Regions from separate parts of the Homo sapiens genome. Here region 1 is linked to region 2. A link is an interaction called in ENCODE POLR2A ChIA-PET data of the cell type or tissue named here. Cell type or tissue: PC-9. All regions are shown on one strand. Links, peaks and the distances in the headings refer to the core of each region. The heading gives the core; the rest is flanking DNA.

What was found. Peaks named below come from ENCODE experiments on the same cell type or tissue, not always from the same donor. Only the 100,000 strongest peaks of a DNase experiment are listed, where the experiment ranks them.
Region 1: POLR2A ChIA-PET joins it to region 2 with 5 read pairs; 2 of 35 experiments call an interaction of 5 or more read pairs at or near these places.

The regions. Positions count from the first base shown.
Region 1 is chr12:12,584,661-12,600,745 of GRCh38, forward strand. It overlaps LOC107984486 (a long non-coding RNA gene), which reads right to left and starts at 2,298. Exons shown (of 3, transcript XR_001749010.1): 1 at 1,641-2,298. RefSeq lists enhancers at 397-898, 15,757-16,085 and a silencer at 11,952-12,186. In PC-9, for the core only: no CTCF peak of the experiment used is centred there; DNase peaks (open chromatin) are centred at 6,471 and 8,451; H3K27ac peaks cover 425 bases.
Region 2 is chr12:11,527,812-11,543,896 of GRCh38, forward strand. It overlaps LOC124902877 (a long non-coding RNA gene), which reads right to left. Exons shown (of 3, transcript XR_007063210.1): 3 at 13,583-13,715. Among named protein-coding and RNA genes, the nearest start is that of LINC01252, 12 kb to the right of the region's middle. In PC-9, for the core only: no CTCF peak of the experiment used is centred there; no DNase peak of the experiment used is centred there.

The sequences.
Region 1 (16,085 bases), core at 5,292-13,291, 1.1 Mb after region 2:
TCCCTATGACATAGGTATTATCACCCCAGTTTTGCAAATGGGGATTCAAGGTTTCGAGAGTCAGTGAATTGCCCAAGGTCATTCTGCTGAGTACGGGGCTAGGATTTGAAAGCAGATCCACTAACTCCAAGTCCATTAAACTTCCCATTACAATATAGCCACCTGGCAGAAATATTGTCTAGTATGAGATCAGATTAGAGGAAATTTTGACAGCAAAGAAGAGCAAGAAGTCTATATGAATAGGGAAGAACTTCAGGGTTTTGAATAGACATGATTTGATTAATGAAGGTAGTCTAGGTCTGGCCTCAGTCTTTCACAGGTAATTGAATCAGGGAAAGGGTAGACATGAACAGTAGATGATATTAGAGGAAGTAAGGACCTAGAAATGGGCATAGGAGAGAGGGAATGACAGAAACAAGATCAATATTTGAAGGAAAACCTGATTGTTCTAGGGGCTGAACAGCTGAGAGTGATGAAAGAGGAGATCAAATCAAAGAGGAATTTGCTTCTCTATATCTAAATAACTTCATGGACTATTGACAGGGACTGACAGTTTATATGAGCAGCTGATTTGTGGCAAAAAAAAAAAAAAAAAAAGAAGAAGGTTGTTTTTGGACATGTTGCAATCTGCTTGGCAGAACAATGACCTGCACATTCCAGAGGAAATGGCCAGTAGGCAGTCAGGGAAATGGGATTGGAGCTCAGGTAGAGAGCAGAAGCTGTCAATAGTATCTGACAAATAAGCTCTGCAAGGACCACTGAAGGGGCAGACAAGTCACATCCCAAGAAAAATAGGGTTTTTTTTTAATAATCAGAATGCGCCAGGAGTCAGCAGAGAACCAAAATGCACTATAATGAAAGAGATCAGGCCCAAGGGCAAGCCACAGGTCAAGATAAGTGGTTAGGGACAATGCAGAGATAAAAATTAAAGGGATGCAGCAGCAAATCTGATCTCATCAGTATCAAGGATAAATGACCACAGAATAATTTCCTGTCCTGTTTCTGGTATTTTGGGGTATTCCCCTATTGCAGGAGCCAAATCCACTTAACTGGATGACGCCCTCAGAATGACCCTGCAGAACAACCAGGAATCTTCCTAGCAGGGAGTACACAGTCTACATCAGCACAGGGAGAGAATGAAAGTTATCAAAAAGGGCCTCTCCACTGAATTGTACATGTAAAAATGGCTAAAATGGTAAATGACATTTATGTAGATTTTACCAAAATTTAAAAGGGAGTCTATCTCTTGAAAAGATAAACATCTACGGATTCCCCCAAAATCTCCAAAAGTTCACCTAATTACCATCTCCTGGACTTCCCCTGTTTGTTAAAGATCTTGATTTCCTTGCTTAAGTTGGTGGCTATGGTGCTAAAGGGATGAAGATACTTAAGAAACCATGGAGGCTGCAGCTACCTGGTGCCCTTGTCCCTTCCAGTCTGGGAAGGGAATGGGATAGTTGGTTGTGGTCAGTTTGCTGTGGAAACTCCTCTTCTGGCCTTTCTGCTCCCTCTGTCCTTTTTTCAGAACTTTGAGAACATGACACATTGGCCAATGCTCCACCCTCTGTGACCTCTTCTGCTTGACACAATTAAGAAAATGAGCCATAGAGCAACTCAGCCAACACCTGGAAGGGACTTACCTGAGACAGGAACCTGAGAGTCCTGTAACTTCAGTTCTTGCTCACTGCCCTGTGCATATGGCCTTAGAATCCTAGGATCCTCTTTCTGACTTTACAGAGATCACCTCCAAGCCTATATCGAATTCCTTTCCTGATCAATATATAATGTGTTCTTAGTTCAGGGGGCCTTCACAAACCAGGGCAACCCAAAGGTGCTCAGCTCCTACGCTCTTGGAAGTAGCAAGGTGGGGCTCCTCTTCATCTTGTAAGTAAGGAAACAGTGGCCCAGGATCAGTTCAATGGCTTGCCCACGGGCATATACCTGGCTAATTGCAGAAGGGGAAGGAGATGCAGGCCTTCTGATCCACTCTCCAAATCTCTGTTAGTTAGACAAAGAGATCCCAGCTGAAATATTTGGAATGCTATTTTTACTGAAGCTTTGCTTTCCCCCAGATTTAGTCTCTTTTACTGCCTTTTTCTCAAAACATATTTAAACTGCTTGGAAATGCCAATTAGGGGTCTAAAATAGAATGATAACTGCACCGATCAATTGGGGAAGCTCACTGGTTACCCACAAAACCATCACAGACCGCCTATTATGCTGTGGCTAAAACTCGGATCCATGCCTTCCCGCAGCCTCATATGGCAGAGCACCCCAGTCCCTCCTGTCGTTGCCCCATGTTGGCCTTGATGTCTGCCTCTGAAATCCTTGATTACCAACGTCAACAGGCAATTGGCCAGCTTAGGAGGGGCCTTCCAAGGCTATGGCAAGATAGAAGAATGACAGTACAGCTCATCATAAACGTATTTATCAGGCAAACTTCAGGAAAAACTGGTTTCTCAGGCTTGCCACCTGAAGCAAAATAGTTCTGGGTGAAGCTTGACATGGTGTATATCTGTGGGTCAGGTCAGCACACACACAGAAAAAGAATCTTTTTTGTTTTCTCTTTGGAGATTATCCAAACTATAAAGTTAACCAGAGAAATGAATTATCTGTTTTAGTCAAGCCTATATTTCTTTCCAATGGTCATTTTCTGGAAATGCAGGAATTCAAGTTTAGAACTTCTAAGTGATAGAGTCATATACTCATAAAATAGTAGCACTGTATGGGACCCGGAAATTGTCTAATCTAGCGTCTAATTTTGCAGATAAGAAAGCTGAAGTTTCCCATTATTAAATGAATATTGTACTTCCATGCAGGCAGAGATTGCACTCATTTCTTTACAAGCTGAAATTACACTGTTGGCTCCCATGGCACTGGCAGCCAGCCTAAATAAAACCCATAATATTTTTCATATAAACTGCTCAGCTAGATTTTCCGCATTCCAGGTTTATACATAAATTTCTTAACATTTTGTTCAGGAGTTTACATTTTCCCTTTCTAATTTTACTAGTTTAAACTCTATATGCCAGTCTATGATTTGAATTCTGGCCCGGTCTTAAGCCTTATAAGTACTTGAGAAAGGGCAAGATCATTTGCTAGTGTGCACTTTACAGTGTACCTGTCTTTATTTATTTTTGTATTTATTTACTTATTTATTATGTTTTGAGACAAGGTCTCACTGTATCACCCAGGCTGGAGTGCAGTGGCACCATCATGGCTCACTGTAGCCTCAACCTCCTGGGCTCAAGCAATCCTCCTGCCTCACCCTCCCAGGTAGCTGGGACCACAGGCACATGCCACCATGCATGTAGAAAAATTTAAATATTTCTAAAATGTTGCCCAGGCTGGTCTGAAACTCCTGGGCTCAGGTGATCCTCCCACCTCAGCCTCTCTCCCAAAGTGCTGGCATGACAGGCATGAGCCACAGTGCCCGGCTCCCCTACAACTTCACTTCTTGCTCACTGCCCTGTGTGTATGCCCTTACAGTCCTAGGATCCTCCTTCTGACTTTACAGAGATCACTTCCAAGTCTATATCCAATTCCTTTCCTGATCAATATATAACATGTTCTTAGGTCAGGGGGCCTCCACAAAGCAGGACAACCCAAAGGTGCTCCTGCACTTAGCTATTAGGACAATAGCTAAGTTGTCCTAAATAAAATGCTATTTATGAAAAGCATTTAACTTAGGTTTCCCCCACCTAGTTTTGTCCTAATTTAATTCCTCAAGGAGGTTTGGTAACTTTTCCTCCCTTCTTACATGAAGGAGCTCTAAAAGGGGTCTTTCCTCTATAAGGGAGAAGAAACTTTCGTAGCTTGTCTCCTACCAGAAGTAGAAGTGACTGGAGTAATGTGGTAAAAGGCTACCCTCTAAACTCCAGAGTCAGAAGAACCCTTTCTTTTTTTTTTTTTTTTGAGACACAGCCTTGCTATGAGGCCCAGTCTGGAGTGCAATGATGCTATCTCGGCACTCACTGCAACCTCTGCCTCCCAGGTTCAAGCAATTCTTCTGCCCCAGGCTCCTGAGTAGCTGGGACTACAGGCACACACCACCAGGCCCAGCTAATTTTTTTGTATTTTTAGTAGAGATAGGGTTTCACCATATTGGCCAGACTGGTCTCAAACTCATGACCTCAAGTGATCCACCTGCCTCGGCTTTCCAAAGTGCTGGGAATACAGGTGTGACCCACCACGCCCAGCCAAGAATCCTTTCTTATGTCCATGTTGATGTATAGGTTAGTAGTTTATCTTCCATCAGTTATGAAAACTGCAGGAGTCAAGAAATTTAGGAGTAGGGAGGAAAGAAAGGAAAGATTTCCTAATCTCTTCATACTCAAAAGGATATGTGCTATATGAAAAAGGAGAATTGAGTGAAATATCTGTGATTACTTTATATATTGTAAGTAGCCTAGAAACCTAAGAATTATACCTGACTTCTTCCTTCCCTTCACCCCCCATATCTAATAACAAGAATCACTAACACTTATCAAGTACTTACTGTGTGCCAGGTACTGTGCTGAGCATTTTATAAGCCTGATTAATTGAATCCTCAAAACAATTAGGATTTTAAGATGAGAAGATTGGCACTTTTAAGAGGTTACATTACTTGCTTGAACTCATATATCAAAGATTGATGGAGCCAGATTACCACCCAAATTATTGTGACTCCAGAGCCCAAAAGCTTACCCACAATAAATATTGTCCTCTAGGAGAGCCATCAGACCATGATACAGGTTTGTCCCTTATGAGACATAGAAGGAAGAATGAAAGGAAGTTCAAGAGGGAGAAAGATGCTGGGTAGAAGGAAGGACAAAGGAAGGTTGGTGGGTTGTGCGGCAGGAAGGTTAGGTGGAGGGTTGGTGGGTTGTGTGGAAGGAAGGTTAGGTGGAGGGTTGGTGGGTTGTGCGGCAGGAAGGTTAGGTGGAGGGTTGGTGGGTTGTGGGGAAGGAAGGTTACCTGGAGGGTTGGTGGGTTGTGTGGAAGGAAGGTTAGGAGGAAGGTTGGTGGGTTTCGTGGAAGGAAGGTTAGGAGGAAGGTTAGTGGGTTGTGCGGAAGGAAGGTTAGGTGGAGGGTTGGTGGGTTGTGTGGAAGGTTGGTGGGTTGTGTGGAAGGAAGTTTAGGAGGAAGGTTGGTGGGTTGTGTGGAAGGAAGGTTAGCTGGAAGGTTGGTGGGTTGTGTGGAAAGAAAGTTAGGTGGAGGGTTGGTGGGTTGTGCAGAAGGAAGGTTAGGTGGAGGGTTGGTGGGTTGTGCGGCAGGAAGGTTAGGTGGAGGGTTGGTGGGTTGTGGGGAAGGAAGGTTAGGTGGAAGGTTGGTGGGTTGTGTGGAAGGAAGCTTAGGTGGAGGGTTGGTGGGTTGTGTGGAAGGTTGGTGGGTTGTGTGGAAGGAAGGTTAGGAGGAAGGTTGGTGGGTTATGTGGAAGGAAGGTTAGGAGAAAGGTTGGTGGGTTGTGCAGAAGGAAGGTTAGGTGGAGGGTTGGTGGGTTGTGTGGAAGGTTGGTGGGTTGTGTGGAAGGAAGGTTAGGAGGAAGGTTGGTGGGTTGTGTGAAAGGAAGGTTAGGTGGAACGTTGGTGGGTTGTGTGGGAGGAAGGTTAGGAGGAAGGTTGGTGGGTTGTGCGGAAGGAAGGTTAGGTGGAGGTTTGGTGGGTTGTGTGGAAGGTTGGTGGGTTGTGTGGAAGGAAGGTTAGGAGGAAGGTTGGTGGGTTGTATGGAAGGAAGGTTAGGAGGAAGATTGGTGGGTTGTGTGGAAGGAAGTTTGGTGGAAGGTTGGTGGGTTGTGTGGAAGGAAGGTTAGGAGGAAGGTTGGTGGGTTGTGTGGAAGGAAGGTTAGGAGGAAGGTTGGTGGGTTGTGTGGAAGGAAGGTTAGGTGGAGGGTTGGTGGGTTGTGTGGAAGGAAGGTTAGGTGGAGGGTTGGTGGGTTGTGTGGAAGGAAGGTTAGGTGGAGGGTTGGTGGGTTGTGTGGAAGGAAGGTTAGGTGGAGGGTTGGTGGGTTGTGTGGAAGGAAGGTTAGGTGGAGGGTTGGTGGGTTGTGTGGAAGGAAGTTTGGGTGGAGGAATCTTAGACTGCTGTGCAGTATTAAGAAAGTTCAGCAAGGACAATGTAACATCTTGGAGCTAAAGTTGCCCATTAGAGGGGTCCCACATTCCCCAGGAATGGGCCTGCCTTAATATTCCTGTTGCACTCAGTCATGGAGTAGCCTTCGAGAAGCATGAGCTGAGCAGGAAGCCGTGATGGATTTCAGAATGTAGAAGTTGGGGCTGTAAGTCAATTATGAGGTGCATTTCTTTGGTAACATCTTACATCACACTGTCTTTTCAAGCAAATCTTTTAGCTTTGTCTTCAACAAATGTCTCCACCTACTGCCCTAGTTCAAGCCTCTGTCACCATTCACCTAGACAATTCCAAAAAATGTTTTGTTTCCCTACTTCTAGTCCTAATACCCTTACAATGATTTCCCACAATGCTATAAGGATGAACTTTATGATACATAAATGCAACTGTGTCATAATTCGGCTTAAGAATCTAGGTGGATGCCAGGCCGGGTGACTCACGCCTGTAGTCCCAGCACTTTGGGAGGCCAAGGTAGGCAGATTGCCTGAGATCAGGAGTTCAAGACCAGCCTGGCTAACATGGTGAAACCCCATCTCTAGTAAAAATACGAAAATGGCCGGGTGCGGTGGCTCATGCTTGTAATCCCAGCACTTTGGGAGGCCGAGGCGGATGGATCACGAGGTCAGGAGATCGAGACCATCCTGGCTAACACAGTGAAACCCCGTCTCTACTAAAAATACAAAAAATTAGCTGGGCATGGCGGCATGCGCCTGTAGTCCCAGCTACTTGGGAGGCTGAAGCAGGAGAATGGCGTGAACCTGGGAGGCAGAGCTTGCAGTGAGCGGAGATCGTGCCACTGCACTCCAGCCTGGGCGACAGAGCAAGACCCCATCTCAAAAAAAAAAAAAAATTAGCTGGGCATGGTGGCACACACCTGTATTCCCAGCTACTCAGGAGGCTGAGACAGGAGAATGGCTTCAACCTGGGAGGAGGAGCTTGCAGTGAGCCAAGATCACACCACTGCACTCCAGCCTGGGCAACAGAGTGAAATTCCATCTCAGAAAAAAAGAAGCTAGGTGGAGATGTCTTTTTGTCAATTGATAATGGGTACAATGATCCTTTAGCATATATATGACAACAATCTCACCAGCTTTCATTAACAAAGCTAATTTCAAAATTGCCTCATATTCTTTTTGGTAAGGTCATCATTATATTTATATATGGAGCTATCCCAGTTACCATATGTCATTTATCTGCTTAAAAACCTACAAATATTTACTAGGATAACACCTAAGCTTTTGATCACAGTAAACTAGGACTCCCAGGACCCAGCCACTTTCTACTTCTCCTGTATTATCCCTGCTACTCCTTTCCTGGCATTTAATACTCCAAAAATACAGTACCAAACTGTCTGTAGCTTCTGCTGTGCTGTACACATCATCTTCATGTCTTTGTTTATACTATTCCCTCTACTGGGACTGCCATTGTCTCTTTTCCTCCTCCCCTCCTTTCTGTGCCTATTTGAATGTCATTTTAGATTCAGCTCAGCTACCACCAGCTTTCCAAGACTCCAATACACCAACTCAAAGATCATTTAGTCCAAGCTCTGTCCCAATTCAGGAATCCTATGGAAACCGTTCAGGCAGAAGGTAATCCAAGGAAGAGCTCACAGTATCACAAGGCAACTAGCTGTATCTTTGGACTGTGCTCATGGTCACATAAAGCAATGACAGCCACTTCCCATTGTGTTTTATCAGGGAGTCTATCAGTTCCTGTTTCTCCATCTTTTCTGGGTGCAGTGGTTAGAATAATATACTCACTTGAAGCTTTAAGATGAACGGAGAGTTAGAAGTTGGGAGGCTGACTGAGAAATTCTCTTGGCAAATCCTATAGAGGTGGACCAAGTGTGGTGGCTCACACATGTAATCCCAGCACTTTGGGAGGCTGAGGTAGGTAGATTGCATGAGGTCAGGAGTTTGAGACCAGCCTGGCCAACAATGGTGAAACCTCGTCTCTACTAAAAAAAATAAAAATAAAAAAATAAAAAATTAGCTGGGTATGGTGGCGCGTGCCTGTAATCCCAGCTACTTGGGAGGCTGAGGCACAAGAGTCACTTGAAACTGGGAGGCAGAGGTTGCAGTGAGTGCAGATCGCACCACTGCACTCCAGCCAGGGCAATAGACTGAGGCTCTGTCTCAAAAGAAAAGAAAAGAAATCCTATAGAGGTGATCTCCTGCTTTGAACCTTCAGATCTTGGGTGGGGACAGAAGTGGGGAAGGTGAGGATGAGGAAGGACAGAGCTTGTCAACAAGCCATTGGTCATGTCCTTCTGCTTGTAATGTCTGAACTTTCTAGCTTTTCATTTCTAAATTCCCTGCCTATGACTCACAGATGTTTCAAGGGGCCTTCAGAATGCCTGTGGACTTTAGTAGGTGAGAGCCATGGGCAGAGGAAAGATGTAGTAGATGACAAATCACGTGAGGGTTAGAATTTGGCCACGGTGACTGCAGTTGCTAAGATTCTAAATGTTTCCTTAGTGCTTTTTGGTAAATCTCTCTTCTCCCAAGATCGAAAAGTTGCATCTAGAACTAGATATATAGATGGAAGTTACCTAATATGGAGGAAAAAATAGTGAACAAAGGCTAATTTGGGAATCCTAAACTCAATTGGGATTGTGGAATGAAAAGCATGATGAATATGAGTTTTCTTTATCCACATCTAAAGCAAGCATCATTTTCCCAATTTTGAGTAGGTACTGCCTGCTTTTATGCATTTTAGAGGGTTCAGTGTGGTGGCCGAGTAAGCACTGGGACACTGTCAAGTAGTTTCAGTCAAAAGTTCATTTTGGGGAAGCATAAAAAGGACTCGTAATATGTATGAAAAAATAAGTAAAATAAATATGAATAATTATGAATAAAAATTTCACCACTAGCAATGTTATTCACGCTGCAATCATGGAAATAAAAACAACAATAAAAAATACTGAGCATTAAGAATCACTAAATTATCTTACCAGCCATCATGACTCTGTACAAACAGAGCATACAATTAAATTTTTCACTGGAACTTGAGTATTGATCATCTGGGAATATAAACATGAGAGAAAGATAATAAAAGGAAACTAGTGGCTGCAGCGGCTCACGCCTGTAATCCCAGCACTTTGGGAAGCAGAGCTGGGAGGATCACTTGATCCCAGCCTGGGCAACATAGAGAGACCCTGTGTCTCTTTAAAAAAAAAAAAAAAAGGAAATTAGTTTCATTGTATTTTAAAATTTGTTCTAAAGCTACATTAATTGAAACAGTTGGAGGCCGGGCACAGTGGTTCACGCCTGTAATCCCAGCACTTTGGGAGGCCAAGGCGGGCGGATCATGAGGTCGGGAGATCGAGACCATCCTGGCCAACATGGTGAAACCCCGTCTCTACTAAAACTACAAAAAATTAGCCGGGCGTGGTGGCGGGCACCTGTAGTCCCAGCTACTCGGGAGGCTGAGGCAGGACAATGGCGTGAACCCGGGAGGCGGAGCTTGCAGTGAGCTGAGACCGCACCACTGCACTCCAGCCTGGGCGACAGAGCGAGACTCTGTCAAAAAAAAAAAAAAAAAAAAGAAACAGTTGGTATAGTGCAGAAATAGACAGATCAATGGAAAAAGCTCAAAAGTGGACCCACATGCAAACAAAATTAGTTTACAATAAAAGGAGCATTCCAAATCAGTAGGAAAAATATTCAATAAATGTTGTTGGTATAAGTGATTAGTCTTTTAGAAAAAATGAAAATGCATCCATATTTTTCTCTGCACATCAAAAATAAATCCCAGAACTAAGACTTAAATATAAAAATGAAAAAACCAAAGTACTAGAATAAAATAATGAATTTTTAAATAATCTTGCATGGAGAAGGCTTTTTCTTAGTATGAAAACTTGGCAATATTTGTCTATAAAATCCAGAAGTTGTCATAAAGAAAAGATTAATAAATATGACTACTTAAAAATGAAAACTTCTGAATAAAAAAATACAATCAACAAAGTCAAAGACAATTGACAATCTGGGAGAAAAGTGGGCAACACGTATTATCTATATATGTTCTCATTCCTTTAGTATAGATGAAGCCTTTAGAAATCTGTAAGGTAGGCTGGGTGCAGTGGGTCATGCCTGGGGTAATTCCAGCACTGAGGGAGGCCAAGGCAGGCGAATCAACTTGAGGTCTGGGGTTCAAGACCAGCCTGGCCAACATGGTGAAACCTGGTCTCTATTAAAAATACAAAAAGTAGTCAGGCGTGGTGATGGCACACACCTGTAATCCCAGCTACCCTGGTGGCCAAGGCATGAGAATCACTTGAGCCTGGGAGGCAGAGGTTGCAATGAGCCAAGATCATGCCACTGCACTCCTGCCTGGGCCACAGAGCTAGACTCTGTCTGAAAAAAAAAAGAAAGAAATCTGTAAGGTAAAGCCAACCACCTATAAAAGAATGAGCAAAGGAGGCCGGACACGGTGGCTCATGCCTGTAATCCCAGCACTTTGGGAGGCTGAGGCGGGTGGATCACCTGAGTCAAGAGTTCAAGACCAGTCTGGCCAACATGGAGAAACACCGTTAGAGACTAAAAACACAAAATTAGCTGGGCGTGGTGGTGCATGCCTGTAATCCCAGCTACTTGGGAGGCTGAGGGAGGAGAATCACCTGAACCTGGGAGGCGGAGGTCGCGGTGAGGTGAGATCGTGCCATTGCACTCCAGCCTGGGCAACAAAAGCTGGAAACTCCATTTCAGAAAAAAAGAATGAGCAGAGGACATGAACTGGTACTTCTCAGAAAAAGAAATATGAATGCACCCAATGCACACATAAAAAGAATACTCAACTTCGCTGCTAATTCAAATAATGCAAATTAAAATAGCAGTAAGATGGCAATTTTTAACCAGTCAAATTGGCAAAGCTTTAAAAGTTTAATAACAAAACATGTTGGCTGGCAAGCAGGGAAACACATTACCAATGGAAGTATACGTATTTATAATGCTTTTGGAGAAAATTTGGCAATATTTCTTTTAAGGAAATTTCCTTTTAATTCTCAGCAAGGCAAGTTACTTCTATACAGAAGCGTGTGCCCTTACAGATGGAACAATGAGGACTGCACATCTGGACAAGGGAGGGGAAGGGGTTCTTATCCCAGAAGCACTTGGCCCCTGCTGCTGTGTCGTTCCCCTATTGGCTAGGGTTAGACTGCACAGGCTAAACTAATTCCGATTGGCTAATTTAAAGAGAATGATGGGGTGAGTGCTTTGGCGGGAGTCAGGGCAGAGCAGGTAGCAGGTAATTGGAATGAGTTAGGGTGGAGCAGGTGATCAGAATGAGTTAGGGTGGAGCAGGTGATCAGAATGAGTGGAGAGAATGAGTTAGGGTGGAGCAGGTGATCAGAATGAGTGGAGAGAATGAGTTAGGGTGGAGCAGGTGATCAGACTGAGTGAAGAGAATGAGTTAGGGTGGAGCAGGTGATCAGAATGAGTTAGGGTGGAGCAGGTGATCAGAATGAGTTAGGGTGGAGTAGGTGATCAGAATGAGTTAGGGTGGAGCAGGTGATCAGAATGAGTTAGGGTGGAGTAGGTGATCAGAATGAGTTAGGATGGAGCAGGTGATCAGAATGAGTTAGGGTGGAGCAGGTGATCAGAATGAGTTAGGGTGGAGCAGGTGATCAGAATGAGTTAGGGTGGAGTAGGTAATCGAAAAAGGTTGCTTTACGAGGAAGTTTAGTTTAAAAGTAGAAGGCAAAGAATTGAACATACTGCCTTTTTGTCTCTGTCTCTTCCTCTCTCTCTCTGCCTCTCTTTCTCTCTCTCTTTGACTCCTTCTTTTTCTGTCTCTTCCTTTCCCTCACTGCCTCTCTGCCTCTCCTCTCTCTCCTCTAGGGTAGGGACTTGCACGAGTGGAGCTACTCTCTCTTCCCCTGAGAAGGAAGGAAAGGGGGTGGGGTTGTGTCAGGTTCAATCCTTGAAATTAGTGGAAGGCCCAACCCCTCAACACTAGGGATGTCTCGCCTTGAAATTTGGCAATATTTCTAAAAAATTCAAGTGCAACATATACACCACGGAATACTATGCAGCCATAAAAAAGGATGAGTTCATGTCCTTTGTAGGGACATGAATGAAGCTGGAAACCATCATTCTGAACAAACTATCTCAAGGACAGAAAGCCAAACACTGAATGTTTTCACTCATAGGTGGGAACTGAACAATGAAAACACTTGGACACAGGATGGGGAACATCACACACTGGGGCCTGTCATGGGGTAGGGGGAGGGGAGAGGGATAGTGTTAGGAGATATACCTAATGTAAATGACGAGTTAATGGGTGCAGCACACCAACATGGCACATGTATACATATGTAACAAACCTGCACGTTGTGCACACGTCCCCTAGAACTTAAAGTATAATAAAAAAAATTCAAGTGCAAATACTTTTAATCTAGAGGTTCCTCTTCTAGGAATCTGTTCTACATATAAATTCACACAAGAACAGAAATATGTATAATAAAGGTTGTATATTTCTGCATTAACCAGTAAAAATAAAAAGTAAAACAAAGTAAATTATGAAAGGAAGGAAAGAAAAGCAACAATGAAGGATGAAAATAGTGCTCTATACTGTGATATGGAATAATGTCCAACATATAGTTAATTGAAAAAATGTAGAACAGTGTGCATGATATAATACCATTTGTATAAAAATGAAACGGAGATACCTATACTCCTTGTAGTGCATAGAAACTTTTTAGAAGGATATACAGTGGTTAACTCTGGAGCGTGCATCAGAGAGATGGGGAAAATGTTTTTATTTTTTATCTTATGGCCTTTTTTTATTGTTTGGATGTTTTACCGTGGCCATGTATTACTTTTGAAATAAGCTACATTTTTAATTTTTGCAAATGAAAAAGATAATTCCATCTGGTTCAGGAAAAGTGTCTGTAGAGAACATGGAAGGTGTTTTTTTCATTTTGCCACCTTTCTTTTTTTGAGAGGGTCTTACTCTGTCACCCAGGCTGGAGTGCAGTGGTGCTGTTATAGCTCACTGCAGCCTTGAACCCCTGGTCTCAAGTGATTCTCCCACCTCAGCCTCCTGAGTAGCTAGGACTACAGGCATACTCTACCACAGATGGCTAATTTTTAAGTTATTTTTTAAGAGACAGGGTTGCTATGTTACCCAGACTGGTCTCGAAATCCTAGGCTCAAGCAACCCTCCTGTGTTGGCCTCCCAAAGTGTAGGGATTACAGGCTTGAACCACTGTGGCCAGCCCACCTTTCTTTACTTCTCTTTTTTTTTTTTTTTTATTGAGACAGAGTCTCACTCTGTTACCCAGGCTGGAGTGCAGTGGCACAATCTCGGCTCACTGCAATCTCCACTTCCCAGGTTCAAGCCCTTCTCCTAGCTCAGCCTCCCAAGTAGCTGGGATTACAGGCATGCACCACCACACCCGGCTAATTATTTTTTATTATTTTTTATTTTTAGTAGAGACGGGGTTTCACTATGTTGGCCAGGTTGTTCTCGAACTCCTGACCTCAAGTGATCCGCACCCCCTCAGCCTCCCAAAGTGATGGGATTACAGGCACGAGCCACCATGCCCAACAGCCCATGTTTCTCAAATAATATTTATTCAACTCTATTGAGTAAGTGATAGGAGTCTAAATTCAATCTCACTGTTTATCATTCTATTTGCCCATCCATCAGTTCTTGGTAATATGTGTTAATAGGCATGGCCTGGGAAAACGAAGTGCACTGAGAATTTTTAGTCTAACTGCTGTGTGTCCATTACAGGTATCACTCATCTTGCAAAATGGATATTGTTCAGCAAAATTAAAAGGCTTCTCTAGAGTAAAATCCATGTCTTACTAACATTTCAGAAGTTAATGTTCTTTCCCAGATACAATAGATTGGATTAAAATTTTGATTGAAGAAGGGATTAAGATAATTTCTGGAACATATATTGGGCATTGCCATGTAGCTGCACTACGTATTTATGGGGACATCCCAAGGGTTCCTTTGTCACTTGTTGCATGTATGTGACAGAAAGAATCTGGAAGGCAATGAAGTCAGGACACTTGGCCTGTGATCCTCCAGTCCCACCTCCATCTGACCAAGGGTGAGACACTTTTAAAGAGTTTTTGTTCGGTCATCAGATATCGGGAAGTGTTACTATATGGCAGGCCCTTACACTCAGTTATATTCAGTTCTGTATGCCATACCACCATATAGTATATATTATGAGTATGGTATAATCTAGTGTAATAAAATGTTAATAAATAAATAAAATAGTAAAATAAGAGGTATAGAGAGCTGCCAACTGCGTGTGAACAAGCCAAGTTCTCTCAGATTTGTCACTCTCCTGCTTAAACCTTCAGTAGCTCCCCAGTACCTTCAAATTAAGTCCACATCCTAAGCTTGGCATTCAAGGTGCTTCGTCATCTATCACCTGTCCACTTCTTTGGCCTCAGCTCTTGACACTGCTCTCATCTCTTGAGATGCCTGTGTTACACTCAAATCTAATTATTTGCAGTTCCCCCCCATTATTTCACAGAACTATGACTTTGCAAATGTTTCTTTACCTGCCTGCTTGGAAAAACATGTACTCAGTGTTTGAGACCTGGCTCAGAAATCAGCCTTTCTGTAAAGGCTTGCCCTGGTTCCTCTCTATATTTTCTGAATAACTTTATTATCACACTTAACAAACTATATTGAAGTTATTCATTTACATTCTTAAGGAAGTTTGGAAATGAAATGTAAAATAAATCCCCATTAGTGTATAAGCTCCTTGAGGGCAGAGGCCCTATCTAGTTAATCTTTGTATTTCTAGTATATAGCACACTGCCTGCTCAACACACTTTGTAAATGAATGCATAGATAAAAGAATGAATTTGTTATACTATAGCTGAAGGATTTCTTTGTAGTTTGACATTTCTTAATATAGTGACAAATGCAGTAAAACCTGCATCTCTCCTGGATTCCATGTTATCTCTACCTCTGCCCTACAGGCACTACTCATAGCATTACAGTGAAGTTCCTGTAACAATTCATTTATTTTAAAACATACTAAATCAGCAAGCATATATCATTTATATCTTGACAGTGTACTTTAAAGCAGATGCTTCAGTTTTTCTTCCTTCACATAGCTAGCATCTCTCCAGACAAGCTTAGATAGCAACCTGTTTTCTTTGGCAAATTGATTAATGGGGACATTACTCATATGCCTGGTTGCATGACATTTCCAATAACATTGTCATTTTGTTTATGGAGTGGTGGGTAAAAATATCCAGGAATTTACTACCAGTGGAGGAACCACCTGTTTGCTGGAAACATTAAAGAGGAAAAACTGGAGAGGCAGCTCTCTTGGAGAATGCTGAAAAAGGTCTAATTCCAGCACGAGCCTGCCCCACAACAAACCACCTCCCAGGGGCACCTGTGGAAACAGGAGAACAGCCTTGCCGTGCATCTTAGCACTTTGGCTGGGGACTGAACTGCCTTGCGGGGACCTGGCAAAACTGCAGAGGTAGCTTTTCTCATGCCTGAAGGGTAGCAAAGGGGGTTGGGGAGAGCTGCCCAGCACTGTGTCAGTGGCAAGGAGTGGATTTAGGAGTAGGAAAAAGGGAGAAAACCATGAATGAGTGGAGGGTTCGGAAGTGGCAGGGCGTGGTGGAGGCACACTGGGGAGTAGGCAGGGACCCAACTGTATGACAGAAAATTGGGCAGGTGTAATCAGCCTACACCTTCCACCTCATCTCAAAGACCTCACAGCATAGGGGGAGGAGTGGGCGACCATGAAGAGAAGTTATGATCTCGTCCTCTGGAAGCCATGGGCAGGAAGGTTACAAGCACGTATTTGGGCCTCACCTGCAGCAGCAAGAACAGAGCAGGTGAACAGGCACGTTCCATGCTGAGTGGGAAAGGGAAACACACTGAAGGCTTGAAGTTTTCCGAGACAAAGCAAAGCCAACTGCGGAAACCTTTAAGAATTAGGGAAAGGATGCTCCCCCCTCCCAAGAACTTTCTGTCTTAAAACA
Region 2 (16,085 bases), core at 4,357-12,356:
AGTAGAGGCGGGGTTTCACCGTGTTAGCCAGGATGGTCTCGATCTCCTGACCTTGTGATCCGCCCGTCTCGGCCTCCCAAAGCGCTGGGATTACAGGCGTGAGCTACCGCGCCCGGCGACTTCCCCCATTTCTGAGCCGTGCATTCGGTGCTGTGCGTGTCCCTTTCAGCACTGCTTCCGGCGCATCCCACATATTTTGATAAGTTGTATGCTCACTTTCTTTCTGTTCTACGTATTCTTAAACTTTATTTAGAAACTGTCCTTGGTTCGTTTATTCTGAATTGTTGAGTTTATGAGCAGAAAGTTGGACATAGCACTCTTTTAGTATCTTTTTAATAACTGCATGATTTTTTGTAATTTTACTGTTTCGTTCCTTTTATTGGTGATGTGTCTTTGTCTTTTTATCCATAGAAGTCTTGCTGGAAGATTATCAATTTTACTGATATTTTTTGAAGAACCAGATTTGAAATTTATTAGTGTCCTCCGTTGCTTTCATGTTTTCAATTTCATTGATTGCTGCTCTTATCTTTCTTATTTCTTTCCTTCTCTTTGATTTGGGTTTATTTCATTCTTTTTTTTTCTCTAGTTTCTTATATTACTGATTTGAGACTTCTCCTCATTTTGAATGTAAGCATTTAGTGTCATAAGTTTCCTTTTCAGCATTGCTTTAGCTTTATCTCACATATTTTGGTAAGTTGTATTTCCACTTTCATTAAGTTCTATGTATGTTCTAATTTTACTTTGAGACTTCTTTGACCCATGGGTTATTTATAATTGGGTTGGTTGATTTGCACATATTTAGAGATTTTCCTGTTGTCTTTATGTTATTGATGTCAGGTTTGATTACCTTCTGGTTAGAGAAGACAATCTATACGATATCTATTACTTCATTTAGTTATGGTTTGTTTTATGATCCTGGACATTGTATATTTTGTGACTGTTTCATGGACACTTGTAAACAATGTGTATGCTGCTGTTGGGTGGAGCATTCTGCAGAGATCAGCCAGGTCTTGTTGATTGCCAGCACTGTTGAGGTCTACTGTATCCTTGTTAATATTCTGTCTAGTATTTCTAACAGTTGCTGAGAGGGAGGTGTTGGAGTCACCAACCATAATTGTGGATGTAGCTGTTTCTTCTTTCACCCCTATCAGTTTTTGCTTTGTATTTTTGAAGCACTGTTTTTGATGCATACACATTTAGAATTGTTATGACTTTCTGCTGGATTGAGTTTTTCATCACTATGAAATGTTGGGTTTTGTCTGTACTAAGTCTCTTTGCTCTGAAGTCTATTTTATTGGAAAATATAGCCACTCCTAACTACTTTCTTTAAATTAATTTTTCATGGTAATTTTTTTCATCCTTTCACTTTCAACCTACCTAGGTTATTGAATCTGAAATGAGCTCCTTGTACTCAATATATAGTTGAAGTGTGAGTGTGTGTGTGTCTCTGTGTGTGCTTTAACCTACTCCTCCCATCTCTGTCTTCGTGTTTGTGTATTTAGAGCATTTACATTTAAGGTAATCATCGATATGTTCGAGCTTAAGCCTCCCATTTTGTCATTTGTTTTCTGCTTGTTTCCTTGGGTTTTCATTCTGGTTTCTCTTTTCTTGTCTTCCTTTGAGTTACTTGAGTAAACTTCAGCATTTCATTTTGGTTTATTGATAATCTTTTTGAGTGTGTTTCTTTGTACCATTTTTATTTTGATTGCACTGGATATTTCAAGCATACATATGTGACTTATTGCAGTCTGCTGGTATCAGTGTTTTGCTATTTTAAGTGAAATGTAGGAATCTTTACCTTCCATGAGGGGAACATCACACACCGGGGACTGTTGTGGGGTGGGGAGAAGGGGGAGGGATAGCATTAGGAGATATAGCTAATGCTAAATGACGAGTTAATGGGTGCAGCACACCAACATGGCACATGTATACATATGTAACAAACCTGCCTGTTTTGCACATGTACCCTAAAACTTAAAGTATAATAATAATAATAAAAAGACAAGTAAATAGCAAATACCAATTGATTGAATGTCTGTAAATAAATAAATAAGCACATTAAAAAAAAAAGAAACCTTTACCTTCCATGATTTTTTATATTACTGTCTTGAGCATCAGATAATGTTATAATTTTGGCTTTGACCTTCAAATATTTTTATAAACCTCATGAGAAAAAGGATGCCCTACCCTTTGTACCCATATATCTGCTTTCTATGCTGTTCTTTATTTCTTTCTTTCTTTCTCTTTCTCTTTCTTTCTCTCTCTCTCTTTCTTTTCTTTCTTTCCTTAAAGTAGTTTTTTCCAATTCTGTGAAGAAAGTCATTGGTAGCTTGATGGGGATAGCATTGAATCTATAAATTGCCTTGGGAAGTATGGCCATTTTCACGATATTGATTCTTCTTATCCATGAGCATGGAATGTTCTTCCATTTGCTTGTGTCCTCTCTTATTTCGTTGAGCAGTGGTTTGTAGTTCTCCTTGAAGAGGTCCTTCACATCCCTTGTAAGTTGGATTCCTAGGTATTTTATTCTCTTTGAAGCAATTGTGAATGGGAGTTCACTCATGATTTGGCTTTCTGTTTGTCTGTTATTGGTGTATAAGAATGCTTGTGATTTTTGCACATTGATTTTGTATCCTGAGACTTTGCTGAAGTTGCTTATCAGCTTAAGGAGATTTTGGGCTGAGAAGATGGGGTTTTCTAGATATACAATCATGTCATCTGCAAACAGGGACAATTTGACTTCCTCTTTTCCTAACTGAATACCCTTTACTTCTTTCTCCTGTATGATTGCCCTGGCCAGAACTTCCAACACTATGTTGAATAGGAGCGGTGAGAGAGGGCATCCCTGTCTTGTGCCAGTTTTCAAAGGGAATGCTTCCAGTTTTTGCCCCTTCAGTATGATATTGGCTGTGGGTTTGTCATAAGTAGCTCTTATTATTTTGAGATACTTCGCATCAATACCTAATTTGTTGAGAGTTTTTAGCATGAAGAGCTGTTGAATTTTGTCAAAGGCCTTTTCTGCATCTATTGAGATAATCATGTGGTTTTTGTCTTTGGTTCTTTTTATATGTTGGATTACATTTATTGATTTGCGTATATTGAACCAGCCTTGCATCCCAGGGATGAAGCCCACTTGATCATGGTGGATAAGCTTTTTGATGTGCTGCTGGATTCAGTTTGCCAGTATTTTATTGAGGATTTTTGCATCGATGTTCATCAGGGATATTGGTCTAAAATTCTCTTTCTTTGTTGTGTCTCTGCCAGGCTTTGGTATCAGGATGATGCTGGCCTCATAACATGAGTTAGGGAGGATTCCCTCTTTTTCTGTTGATTGGAATAGTTTCAGAAGGAATGGTACCAGCTCCTCCTTGTAACTCTGGTAGAATTTGGCTGTGAATCCATCTGGTCCTGGACTTTTTTCTGTTGGTAAGCTATTAATTATTGCCTCAATTTCAGAGCCTGTTATTAGTCTAGTCAGGGATTCAACTTCTTCCTGGTTTAGTCTTGGGAGGGTGTATGTGTCCAGGAATTTATCCATTTCTTCTAGATTTTCTAGTTTATTTGCATAGAGGTGTTTATAGTATTCTCTGATGGTAGTTTGTATTTCTGTGGGATCAGTAGTGATATCCCCTTTATCATTTTTTATTGTGTCTATTTGATTCTTCTCTCTTTTCTTCTTTATTAGTCTTGCTAGCAGTCTATCAGTTCTGTTGATCTTTTCAAACAACCAGCTCCTGGATTCATTGATTTTTTGAAGGGTTTTTTTGTGTTTCTGTCTCCTTCAGTTCTGCTCTGATCTTAGCTATTTCTTGCCTTCTGCTAGCTTTTGTATGTGTTTGCTCTTGCTTCTCTAGTTCTTTTAATTGTGATGTTAGGGTGTCAATTTTAGATCTTTCCTGCTTTCTCTTGTGGGCATTTAGTGCTATAAATTTCCCTCTACACACTGCTTTAAATGTATCCCAGAGATTCTGGTATGTTGAGTCTTTGTTATCATTGGTTTCAAAGAACATCTTTATTTCTGCCTTCATTTCATTATGTACCCAGTAGTCATTTAGGAGCGAGTTGTTCAGTTTCCATGTAGTTGAGTGGTTTTGAGTGAGTTTCTTAATCCTGAGCTCTAGTTTGATTGCACTGTGGTCTGAGAGACAGTTTGTTATAATTTCTGTTATTTTACATTTGCTGAGGAGTGCTTTACTTCCAACTATGTGGTCAATTTTGAAATAAGTGGATGTGGTGCTGAGAAGAATGTATATTCTGTTGATTTGGGGTGGAGAGTTCTGTAGATATCTGTTAGGTCAGCTTGGTGCAGAGCTGAGTTCAATTCCTGAATATCTCAAGGAGTACTCTTAACGAATCACACACAGAAGATACTCAATCAATATTATAGCCTGAATAAATAAAACAGTGCCACTGAGGACATCAAGGGTCTGGAGTACTCTCAGATAACTGGTGTATTAGTTAGATATTGCTCTGTAGCAAACCACTTTGGAACTTAGGGGCTTAAAACAGTAACCTTTTATTATTTCTCAGGAGTCTGCAGGGCGGTGGGGCAGTTCTGCTGCTCTGGGCTGGATGTGACCAATCATGGCTGGCTCATGGGTGATCAGCTGATGGGTTGGCTGAGCCTGGCTCATCTTGGATGGTTTCAGCTCTCCTCCACATGTCCCTCACATCCCTCCAGTGGGCTAAGTTGGGCCTGTTCTTCATAGTAGTGATGGAGGTCCAGGAAACAAGTGAAAATGAACTTAGGCTTTTCCCAACCTCTGCTCCTGTCCCATTGGCCAAAGCAAGTCATGGCACCTAGCACAGCATCATTTTGGGAGGGCCCTACCTAAGTGACTGTTGACAAGGATGCATTAAAAATTGGGCTTATTTCTGCAATTGATCTGCCATAATTGGCAACCATGCAGATAAGTATCTTGGGACAATTCAACCAAATGACAGATGTAAGATAATTAAATTTCTGGATGTCTCCTCAATACTGTTGATTTTTTAACCAGTTTTTGGATTATTTGCCTTATCTCACCCAATTTGGCATGGCTATCAACATATGGGATAAAATGCATTCTTCTGTGTCTCTGAAGATATGTAGGAGATCTAAGCTTTCAAGATGAAAAGAAAAGAAATTGGACCACTATACCACAGTCCACAAAAATCAATTTCAGGTGTATTAGAGACCTAAATATAAAAGACAAAATTCCAAAGCTTTCAGAATTAAATATACTAGGATATCTTAATATCCTTAGGGTAGAAAAAAGCCTTTAAGAAGACACAAAACATACTACCCATATAGAAAAGCAATTTAAAAATATAACCATATCAAAATGTAGAATTTCTGTTAATCAAAAGTTACCTCAAATGAACATTTTTAAAAGCCACAATATGGGATAAAATGTTTGCAGCACATGTAATCAATGAGTGACTAGAACTAGGATACATAAGGAAATTCTGTAAATAGTGGTGGGCTGGAAAATGTTTAATAATGGCTCTCAAAACCCAAAAAAGTCCTAATTTTTAGCATTTGCTTATTTCCAAGATATAAGTACTTTCATGTGGCCAATTTCAAGTAACCAACATGAGGCCACCAAGTAGGAACTTGGGAACAGGTGGTTGTGGTTGGTTCTCATGAAGTTGGCTCTCCTGCCCCTAGTATGATGGCTCCAACAAAAAGTCAACAGGAAAAGAAAAACAACCTGGTGAGGAAATGTGGGAAACACTCCTGAAGACTTTTGAGGGCTGTCTTATCTGTGCTGCTATAAAGGAGCACCCGAGGCTGGGTGATTTATAAAGAAAGGAGGTTTGGGCTCATGTTTCTGCAGGCTGCACAAAAAGCATGGAACCCGCATCTGCTTCTGGTGAGGACTCAGGCTGCTTCCACTCATGGCAGAAGGTGAGAGGGGGGCTGGTGTGTGCAGATAACATGATGAGAGAGGAAGCAAGAGAAAAGTAATGAGTGCCAGGTTCTTCTTAACAACCAGCTCTTGGGGAAACTTACAGAGTGAGAACTCATTCACTCCCCTCCTTCACAGGGAGGGCATTCATCTATTCACAAGGGACCCACCCCCATTACCCAAACACCTCTCACTAGGCCCCACTTGTGACATTGGGGATCAAATTCCAACATGAGCTTTGGGGGACATTCAAACTATAGCAGTGGACTTAAGGCTCTTTGGGACAGATGGTACGAACTTTTCATCAAAGAGTTAGTTAATCTCCAAAAAGGTTAAAACAAGTGTCTTAGAGAATCCTTGAATAGGCAGAGATAGATAAATTTACATTTTAAAAACTTTTTATTTTAAAATGATTTCAAACTTACAGAAAAGTTGCAATAGCAATGCAGAAGGTTGGGTTCACACATATCTTTCACTCAACTTTTCCTAATATGATCAACACAGAGAATTATAACATAATCATCAAAATCAGGAGGATAACATTAGCATATTGCACAATAGTTACACTTCATAGTAAACTACTGATCTTATTTGCATTTCACTAACTTTGTCCCCAGTGTTCATTTTCTGTTCCAGGATCCAATTCAGGATCCCACATTACAGTTATTGTGTCTCTTTAATCTCTTCAAATATGTGGCCTTTCCCCATTTTAAAGAAGAAGATACAATCTATTAGAACTGATGATGTTAAAATGCAAGATAACTCTAGGGACCCAGAAATGATCTGCCTCGTTCTCTTCCTTCTTGTCTTTTTACTCATTTTATTTTCCAAGCAAAACTTAAAATTAGCTTTATTTTTGTTTGCTATCACTGAAGTAAGAAATAAGTCACAACTTTCATTTCAAAATACGCAAAACATATAGTTGTTAGTTTTAAAGGCTTGAAAGGCCTTAACCATATTTCACAATAGCCAAACACAGTCCTTGAAATATAAAATACACAACTGTAATAATCATACAATTCTATGACTGTGTAGTAAAGAATTGAACTTTGTCCTAAGCAGCTCTGACTTGTCTCTGCTTCTGGGAGATGATCTCCCATCACACCTGTTAGGATTGTCTTCATTTGCCTGGGGTCCTGGGCTCACACCGCTGGTCTAAATGTGGTTTAGGATGGGGCTGCCACACTGGATAGTCTTAGAGTGAGACCTGGTCTCCCCAGGTGGCAACGATGTGACGTGGGGTGGGGGCTTTGGGCTTTGGGCCATGTGGTGTTGGTCAACTTTGGGAGGGCAGGAGTCTGTAGGCTGAGATCAGCCAGGCTGACCATCAGTCATACCTGTGTGATGGAGGCCCAGTACACGCTCTGGACTTAACGCTACAGTGGCTTCCCAGGTTGGCACTACCCCACGTGTACTGTCACACATTGATGCTGGGAAAGTAATGTCATTCTCGTTCCGTGGGGAGGGGACAGTGGGAACTGCAATTAGTACTGTTCCCGGCCCCTGCCCTGTGCTCTTCTTCCCTTGGCTGATTTTTTAATCTAGCCATTCACTGTAGTAAACCATAGCCACAACTACAACAGCTTTCAGTGAGTTCTGTGTCTTTCTAGCAAATTATTGAACCTAAGGTGGTTTTGGGAACCCCCCAAATATGCAGCTTGTGTCAGAAGTGAAGGCAGTCTTGTGGTCTGTTCCCCTGACTTTGCTGTTGGCCTTAATTTTCCCAATGACTTTAAAAGTTGAATTTGAGACCATGAGTCTTTGCACTTGAAGATAAAAATGACTCTTCTTCCAAGAAAAACAAGAGAAGTGTTACTCGTAAAGTGTCATTTTCTATTTAGCAAATGCATTTTGATGAGTTTCTTTCTTTGTATTTCAACATGTTTCATTCATAAGAGCACAGAAAAACAGAACGGGTCAGTTTAAGACCTGAAGTTATCCCACTTGCAATGAGGGTTTATAGCAGCATAAGATTTCTTCCAAATACAGTGAAGATTAAACCCAATATAGAACCACTGTCTGGAAAGACCCTTAGTGTGACCCGTCATGCGTGTATGTGTCTAGAGTCCAGAGCTTTAGAAAATGTCTTGAATGTTTTGCCAATATCCAAGTTCTTCAGGACTAAAGAACAGCTTGGTTGACTTGTTTCTTTTAGAAAATTCTATCTTATACTAAACCCGTTTATGTAATTTCAGCGGAGGGGATGGTGGTGTATTTTGGCAATAGGGGTATCTTTCCAAAGGCTCAGCTCTGACAGATTTGTTATGAATTGATGGATCTTTTCATTATGGGAACAAGATACATCAAGTGCAGAATATTTTCCAGGCATTTGAATGTGCCTTGTGCTTATTAGGCTTCTGAAAACAGAAGTATCAGTGCTTTTTACTTAAAAAGAGAAAAGATAAACTACAGGGCAAAGGCTAAATTGATGCTTTCCCTTATCAAAGACCACTATTTTCAGAGCACTACAAAAACTGACTTTGTGAAAATGGTTTATGATGTGGCATTTTTTAAACATAATTTTTCAATTTAAAAGTTTAAATATATGACAAATATGCACATGTGAATACATTAATTTTTGTGCTTTTGTCCTCCTTGTTTCTGAAACCCTTCCAACTATTTAAAATTTTTGCAATCTATCCATCTGACAAAGGTCTAATATCCAGAATCTACGAGGAACTTAAACAAATTTACAGGAAGAAAACAAACGACCCCATCAAGAAGTAGGTGAAGAATATGAACAGACACTTCTTAAAAGAAGACATTTATGCAGCCAACAAACATATGAAAAAAAGCTCATTATCACTGGTCATTAGAGAAATGCAAATCAAAACCACAATGAGATACCATCTTATGCCAGTTAGAATGGCGATCATTAAAAAGTCTGGAAACAACAGATGCTGCAAGATGCAGAGCATCTTGGATGCAGAGAAATAGGAACGCTTTTACACTGTTGGTGGGAGTGTAAATTAGTTCAACCATTGTGGAAGACAGTGTGGCAATTCCTCAAGGATCTAGAACCAGTAATACCATTTGACCCAACAATCCCATTACTGGGTATACACCCAAAGGATTATAAATCATTCTACTATCAAGAGACATGCTCACGTATGTTTATTGCAGCACTATTCACAATAGCAAAGACTTGGAACCAACCCAAATGCCCATCAATGATAGACTGGATAAAGAAAATGTGGCACATATACACCATGGAATACTATGCAGCCATAAAAAAGAATTATTGCATGTCCTTCGCAGGGACATGGATGAAGCTGGAAACCATCATTCTCAGCAAACTAACACAGGAACAGAAAACCAAACAGTGCATATTCTCACTTATAAGTGGGAGCTGAACAATGAGAACACATGGACACGGGGAGGGGAACTTCACACACCGGGGCCTGTCAGGGGATCGGGGGAAAGGGGAGAGAGAGCATTAGGACAAATACCTAATGCATGCAGAACTTAAAGCCTAGATGAAGGGTTGATAGGTGCAGCAAACCATCATGGCACATGTATACCTATGTAACAAACCTGCACATTCTGCACATGTATCCTAGAACTTAAAGTAAAATAAAAATTTTTTAAAAAGAAGCACATAACCTCCAAAAAAAAGTTTTCAGCAATTAAAAAGTACTATAGTCTGTTAGCATTTCAAATGTTGGTAACCTTTTATTTAGGACTTTCTTGGTATTTGATTCTGAACTTGCCAGTTTATTAACTAGAATCATTCTAAAGTAAGATTTATTGCACTAGGAGCTGACATGAGTTGCTTTGAACTCATAAAGTGCCGGCCAAAAAGTATTTTCCTACATTTTTCTTAGTAATATTTTCAGAAATGTCTACAATGATACAATTTAAAGTATTTAATTGGAAAACATTTTACGTTTAAAATTCTAATATTTTAAACAAATATTAGAGAAACAAAATATTTTTTGGTAATCTTTCTACAACTAAAGAAGTTGCTATTCCAGTTTTGGGACCCTGCTGTTGGTCACATACCTGGAGGTCTTCATAGGAAGGTGTTCTCCTGGCCTCTGGTCTGTGACATCAGTGAAGAGGTACCACGAGGCAGCCATTCTCAGATACATTCACTTGGCAGAGCCCCAGATGCTCCTTGTGGGACTTTATAAAACACAGCATGCATCACACGCTGGTGGTGCCCCTGTCACATGCCCAGAGCTCACCTTGAGCTTTGGTGGACAACGTCCCTGTATGTTGAGGGCTTCCCACCTCAAGAGTTCATATTTTATAGTCATTAAAATTAATGCTGGAGAATATATAATGGTATGTGTTCGTGATACAGCATGGAGAAAAATCAGTATACAAAACCTGCGGTGTTTAAAAGTGTTTGTCCATGTGTGCGTGTGTATCATTTTTTTTAGGAAGAGACTCCAGAATATTAGCACTGCTTACATCCAAATAGTAGAATGGGGGGGATTTATCTATCTCTTTGCCAATCTATTTTTTTTTTAGTTTAGTTTTTTTTTTTTAAGCATTAACACGTAGTATTATTGTAATTCAAAACAAAAATTTTTGGAAAATGTATGGGGTCCCGGTGGATCAATAGTTTCTCCCATTTCAGATGTACACTGTTCTCCTCCCCACAGAGCTGACCCCCATGTGGGTCGGTGTGGGGAGACCCCACAGAGCTGGGGTAAAGGAGAATCACTTGCTCTCGCTCCCCTGAGCCTTACTAAAGCAGCACTTGAGGACTGTTCACAGATCAGCCCCTCCCATCAGGGTGAGGCAGGGACGGGAGGGGACCTGCTCCATCACTCCATGGTCAGGCTTGGCCCTTTAGCAGAAGGCCAAAAAGAGCTCCCCTGCTAAAGAGGGAAGGGAGGAGTCGCCAGGAGCTAGACGAGCTCCTCTGTGAGTGCTCCCAGGCACCCGGCTCCCCTCTGCAGTGCCTGTCAAAACACCCATTGCACTCATATCATCTGGTTATGTGTCTGTTTCCCTGGCTTGTTGAGGGCACGGGGCAAGCACTCAATAACTGTGGTGACAGGGACATTGTTGTGTCTCCTCATCCTGGACCTGAGGACAGGAAAGCTTTCCCTGGAGCACACTGAAGAGCCCAGTGATGTCCCCTCCCATCTCCTCTATCGGTGGAGCATCAGCTCTGCGATCACTGAAGTCTTTCAGGCTCTCGCTTCCTCTGATTCCACCTCGCAGCCAGTAAATGTCCACACCAAGGAGGATATGAAAGTACAAGACATAGCCCTGGTCCTTCCATCGAGGAAGTCAAGGAATGCATGCAGGACGACAACTAGTACTTGCAAGGCACTTCTTATGCGCCAGGTGAAATGCACATACAATTGACCATTTTAAAGTGAACAATCAGTGGCATTTTGTACATTCACAGTGTTGTGCAACCACTCCCTTTACATAGTTCCCAAACATTTTCATCAACCCAAAATGAAACCTTGCACCCATGAAGCAGCCACTTCCCATTCTCCCCTCCACTCGGCCCCTGGAAACCACCAATCTGCTTTCTGTTTCCATAGATTTACCTATTCTGGATATTTCATATAAATTGAATTACATAATATGTGACCTGTGTCTGGCTTCTTTCACTTCACATAATGCTTTTGCGGTTTAACCACATGGTGCCATGCATCAGTTCTGCATTCCTTTTTCTGGCTGCGTAATACTCCATTGTTTGTACATACCACAATTTGTTTATCCATTTATCCATCTATGGACACAATACATTTCAAGGACACTTGAAATATATTAACTCATTGAATTCTCTCCACAGAGACAGATGCAGTATTTTCCATAAATTTATAAAGTAGAAACTGAGGCACAAGTCACATGCCTAAGATCACATAGCTATTAAGCAGAATAAGGACTCCAGCCCAGATAGCCCAGTACCAAAGGTCTTCCTGGTAACCACTACTCTCTACTATCTCACAGAGAACAACCCCAAATAGCACAACATGGGGGCTAAGCTGTCTAGTGGAGCTTCAAATGCTGTGTGTTTCAGAGAATGGGGAGGTCCCTGGGCTGTCACGGAAGCTTCCTGGAGAAGCAGGATCATGTAAAATCTAACTTGGGGCAGGTCAGGGTGATGTGAGTGACCAACTCACTCAGAACACAGCCATTCATGGGTGTTCAGTAAAACTGGCTCTAGAACCAGCGATGACTTCAGCTCAAGGATCCCACAAGGGAAAGTGCTTGTCTTTCCCTGCACAGCATACAGCTCTTTCGGCAGAGTTCTGGACCCAAGCTTCTTTCAAATACGTTACAAACAGCAAAAGAAGCTGGCTGTTCCTTCTGTCTGTCTGCATCTGTCTAATGGTTTAGAGAGTGGGACATTTCCATCCTCCTTTCTCCGAGCATCCTTGAAAGCCTTCCCAAAAAGCAATGCACTTTGGAGAAATGTAATGCTGGAGAGGAAAGTGGTGTTCAGGAGAGGGGAGTCTGTTCCAGGAACTGGTACACAAGAGCTAGAGGTTGGGTGGGGTAGGGAACTTCTCAAACTAAGTTCTCGGCCTTGTTTCCAGTGTTCTTCCTGTAGATCAGGGCTGAGGACACCCTGCTGCATGCTCTTCATCCCTTCACCAGAATTCCTAAAGTCCATACTCATGGATCCTGGGAAATCAAGAAGGCCAGGGGATGCTGGCAAGCCTAGGCAAGACTGCCCGGGGCCAACCCTGCAGCCTTCATTCCCCAGGCCCACTCAGCCCAGCTGGCCAGCAAAGGCAGTCATGGCCTCCATGTCCACACATGAGAATGACCTGCAGCTGTTCTTTGTCTAGGCTGGGGTCAAGGATTCCCACTGCAGCTTGAGGGGTGAGGATAAAAGTCTACAATCCAGCTCCTAGGAAATCTTTAAAATTTAGGTCTGGGATGAGCCTGTCGGTAGTACATTAGGTAGAGAACTTTTATGAAGTTAAGGGTAAACTGGCTGGGCTGGGTCTAGAACTGGGAATGGTGCCTAGCAGCACATTTTTGAGAACATGCAGCCAGGTTTGGTATGTCATGGAGTGTGTGTGTGTGCACGCACGTGAGTGTGTGAGTGTGTGTGTGTGAGAGTGTGTGTGTGAGAGAGAGTGTATGTGAGAGATTGCATGTGTCATGTGTGAGTGTGTGATGTGTATGAGTGTGTGTGGGAGTGTGTGTGCATGTGTGAGTGTTGAATGAGTGTGTGAGTGTGAGTGTGAGTGTGAGCGTGTGAGCATGTGTGAGTGTGTGTGAGTGTGTGAGTGTGTGCATGTGTTGAATGTGTGTGTGAGTGTGTGTGAGTGAGTGAGTGTGAGAGTGTGTGTGAGAGAGAGAGTGTGTGCGTGTGTCTTTGGATACACAGACATCCTGGAGCATATGCACATTTCCTTTCTCGTTCAAATAAACCCTACAGATAACAAAGCGCTTTAACATCCGGTCTCTGCAGCCTTCCAGAGGAGGCAAGGCAAGCACTATTAAGCCCACTACAAACAAATCAGCTGAAGCCCCCCTCAGTGTCTTGCCCAGGGTCACAGGAAGAATGAGTGGCAGAGCCCCGAGCCTGTGTGCTCCCTTCTGTGCCGGGCTGCTTCTCCTGGGCATGGCTGTGCCTTGTGCATGGGACATTTCTCCTTTGATGTGCCCTGGGTGCCTTAAGCAACTTAGATATTGCTCAGGTAGGGTGAGGGGAAAATGTATTTTCAGGTTGTATTATTCAAAACAAAATAATATAGACTAAATGACTTTGAAAACATATTTATTTCTTACAATACTGGAGGTTTGAAGTCCAAGTTCAAAGTGTCAGCTAGATTGGTTCCTGGTGAGGGCTCTCCTCCTGGTTTGCAGGCAGCCACTTTCTCTTTGCATCCTCACCTGGTGGAAGAGAGAGACAGTGTTCTCTTTTCTTACCAGATCCATCATGAGGGCCCCACCCCATGACTTCATGTAACCCTAATTACCTACCAAAGGCCCATCTCCAAATACCAAACACATTGGTTGTTAAGCTTCGACAAAGGAATTTGGGGAGGACACAAACATTCGTCTACAGCATGGGTGGAAACCCATTTCTTCCTCACCGTCTGTATGGATTGCACGCTGCAGCCATCGAGACAGTGGGCATGTTCTCCTTACAACTCGATCTGACTCCCCTAGAAGAGGGGGCAGGGAAGGAGGGCAAAGCTGGGAGAGATGAAGAATATTAAGAAGAGAATAGGGTAGCCAGATTTAGCAAATAAAAATATAAAATGCCTAGTTCTGAATTTAAAATATAAAATGCCTAATTCTGAATTTCAGATAAAGAACAAATAATTTTTTAGTGTAAGTATGTCCCAAACTAAGCATGGCAAAGGACATGTTTATGCTAAAAAATTATGTATTATATAATAATAAATTATTATTATTTTCTGCAAGTCACATTAACTGGGCATCCTGTATTTTTATCTGGCAACCCTAAAAGAGAAGGGCCAAAAACTGTTGAGAAAAGTCAGTGGATTCCAGGAGGGACTATTGCTGGATTTCTGGACTGATGCTCGCTTTATAATACTTAACTGTTTTTAGCCCCTTCCCTCCCTCTCTCCCTCCCTCCCTTCCTTCTTTTCTTTCTTTCTTTCTTTCTTTCTTTCTTTCTTTCTTTCTTTCTTTCTTTCTTTCTTTCTTTCAGATAAGCTCTCACTCTCTCACTGAGGTTGGAGTGTAGTGGCACAATCTCAGCTCACTGTGGCCTCAACCTCCCAGGATCATGTGATCCTCCCACCTTAGCCTCCTGAGTAGCTGGGATTGCAGGTGTGCACTACCATGCCCAGCTAATTTGTGTATTTTTTGTAGAGATGGGGTCTCACTATGTTGTTGAGGCTGGTCTTGAACTCCTGGGCTCGAGCAATCTGCCTGTCTCAGCTTCCTAAAGTACCCAGATTACAGGCATTAACCACCACACTCAGAAACTTCTATTTTTAAAAGCCATGGTCTCTTTAGGTGTTCTCTATCACTCTAAGTCAAAACTATTCCTTAAACATACAGGGCTCGAAGTGTTGATCTCCTGGAGAGCCTGGTCACCTCCAAGCCATAGGGCTTACAGTAGGCTGTCTTCAAACAAGCAAGGAAGTAATAGGCTTTCTACCGCAACTCAGATCTAGGTTTCAGGACTCATTCTAGGGACAGCTGCAACTGCCAAGTAGACTATGAGGAAACTTTCTCAGTGTTCTAGAAAAAAAAAAATGGAGGAGAAGGTGGGGAGGGGGAAGGAGAAAGAGAGTTAAAACAAAACAAAGAGAAAGACGGAGAAAATTAATGATTATATCAGGCCTCTCCCAACTCCCTCCTCTTTCCCTGGAGCACAGGACTAAATGTTAAGAAGAGAAGGATGAGATTTCTACCATAACTGAGGAAAACTACAAAACATGAGAGTCTGAAGAGACAATAAGGAAGATAGAGGCCAATCCTGTAATTTTTCAGATGAAGAAAGTAAGGCCCAGGGAGAAGAAATTACTGTATTCAGATCACACAGTTATAAGGATTCGAGCCAATACTGGATCTTAACCCAGTGTTTACTATTCTGTGCAGTGTTCCATTATTCGTGGATTGCTAACAATGAAAGAAAGCATAGAAATGATATAGTTCAACCTCCTTATTTTAAAATAAGAAAAGATATATTGAGAGAGGTCAAATAATTTGCTCAAAGTCACAGTTGGCTTTTTGCTACCAATCCAAGCTTCTTTTCCCTAGTCTTTGCATATACACACAACAATGTTTTGAATAATTTCAAAATTATTTCAAAAATTAACCCAGAGTAAATGTACTTATTCAGGAAAGTAGTGGAAATAGGAAATATAGCAAACATAAAAACACCTCACCCCTATGACTCAATTTATACTGGTCCATGAACAGTTAACAGTTTTCAACACTTAACACTTCTCTTCCCGTGCTAGCTGGCAGCCAGAGTTATTCTGCAAAACTGTGTTTCCAAGTCCTCAAGAGGAATACATGTGTAAGTGTGCTTTAAATTTGCAAATGTTTTATCTTTGAGATCCTTAAACAGTAACACTATTAATCTTCATCTTCAAGCTGCTAAGTTTGTTATGATATGTTTATACGTGTGTGTGTGTGTGTGTGTGTGTGTGTCTACGCAGAACTTTTTTTGGCTGGTCATGTGACTCCTAGAACTGTATCCTTCCATCCACTATGCATTTCCCTATGTAAATAATATTAGCTTTCACTGGTGATGGCAACAAGACAGAAGGAATGAGG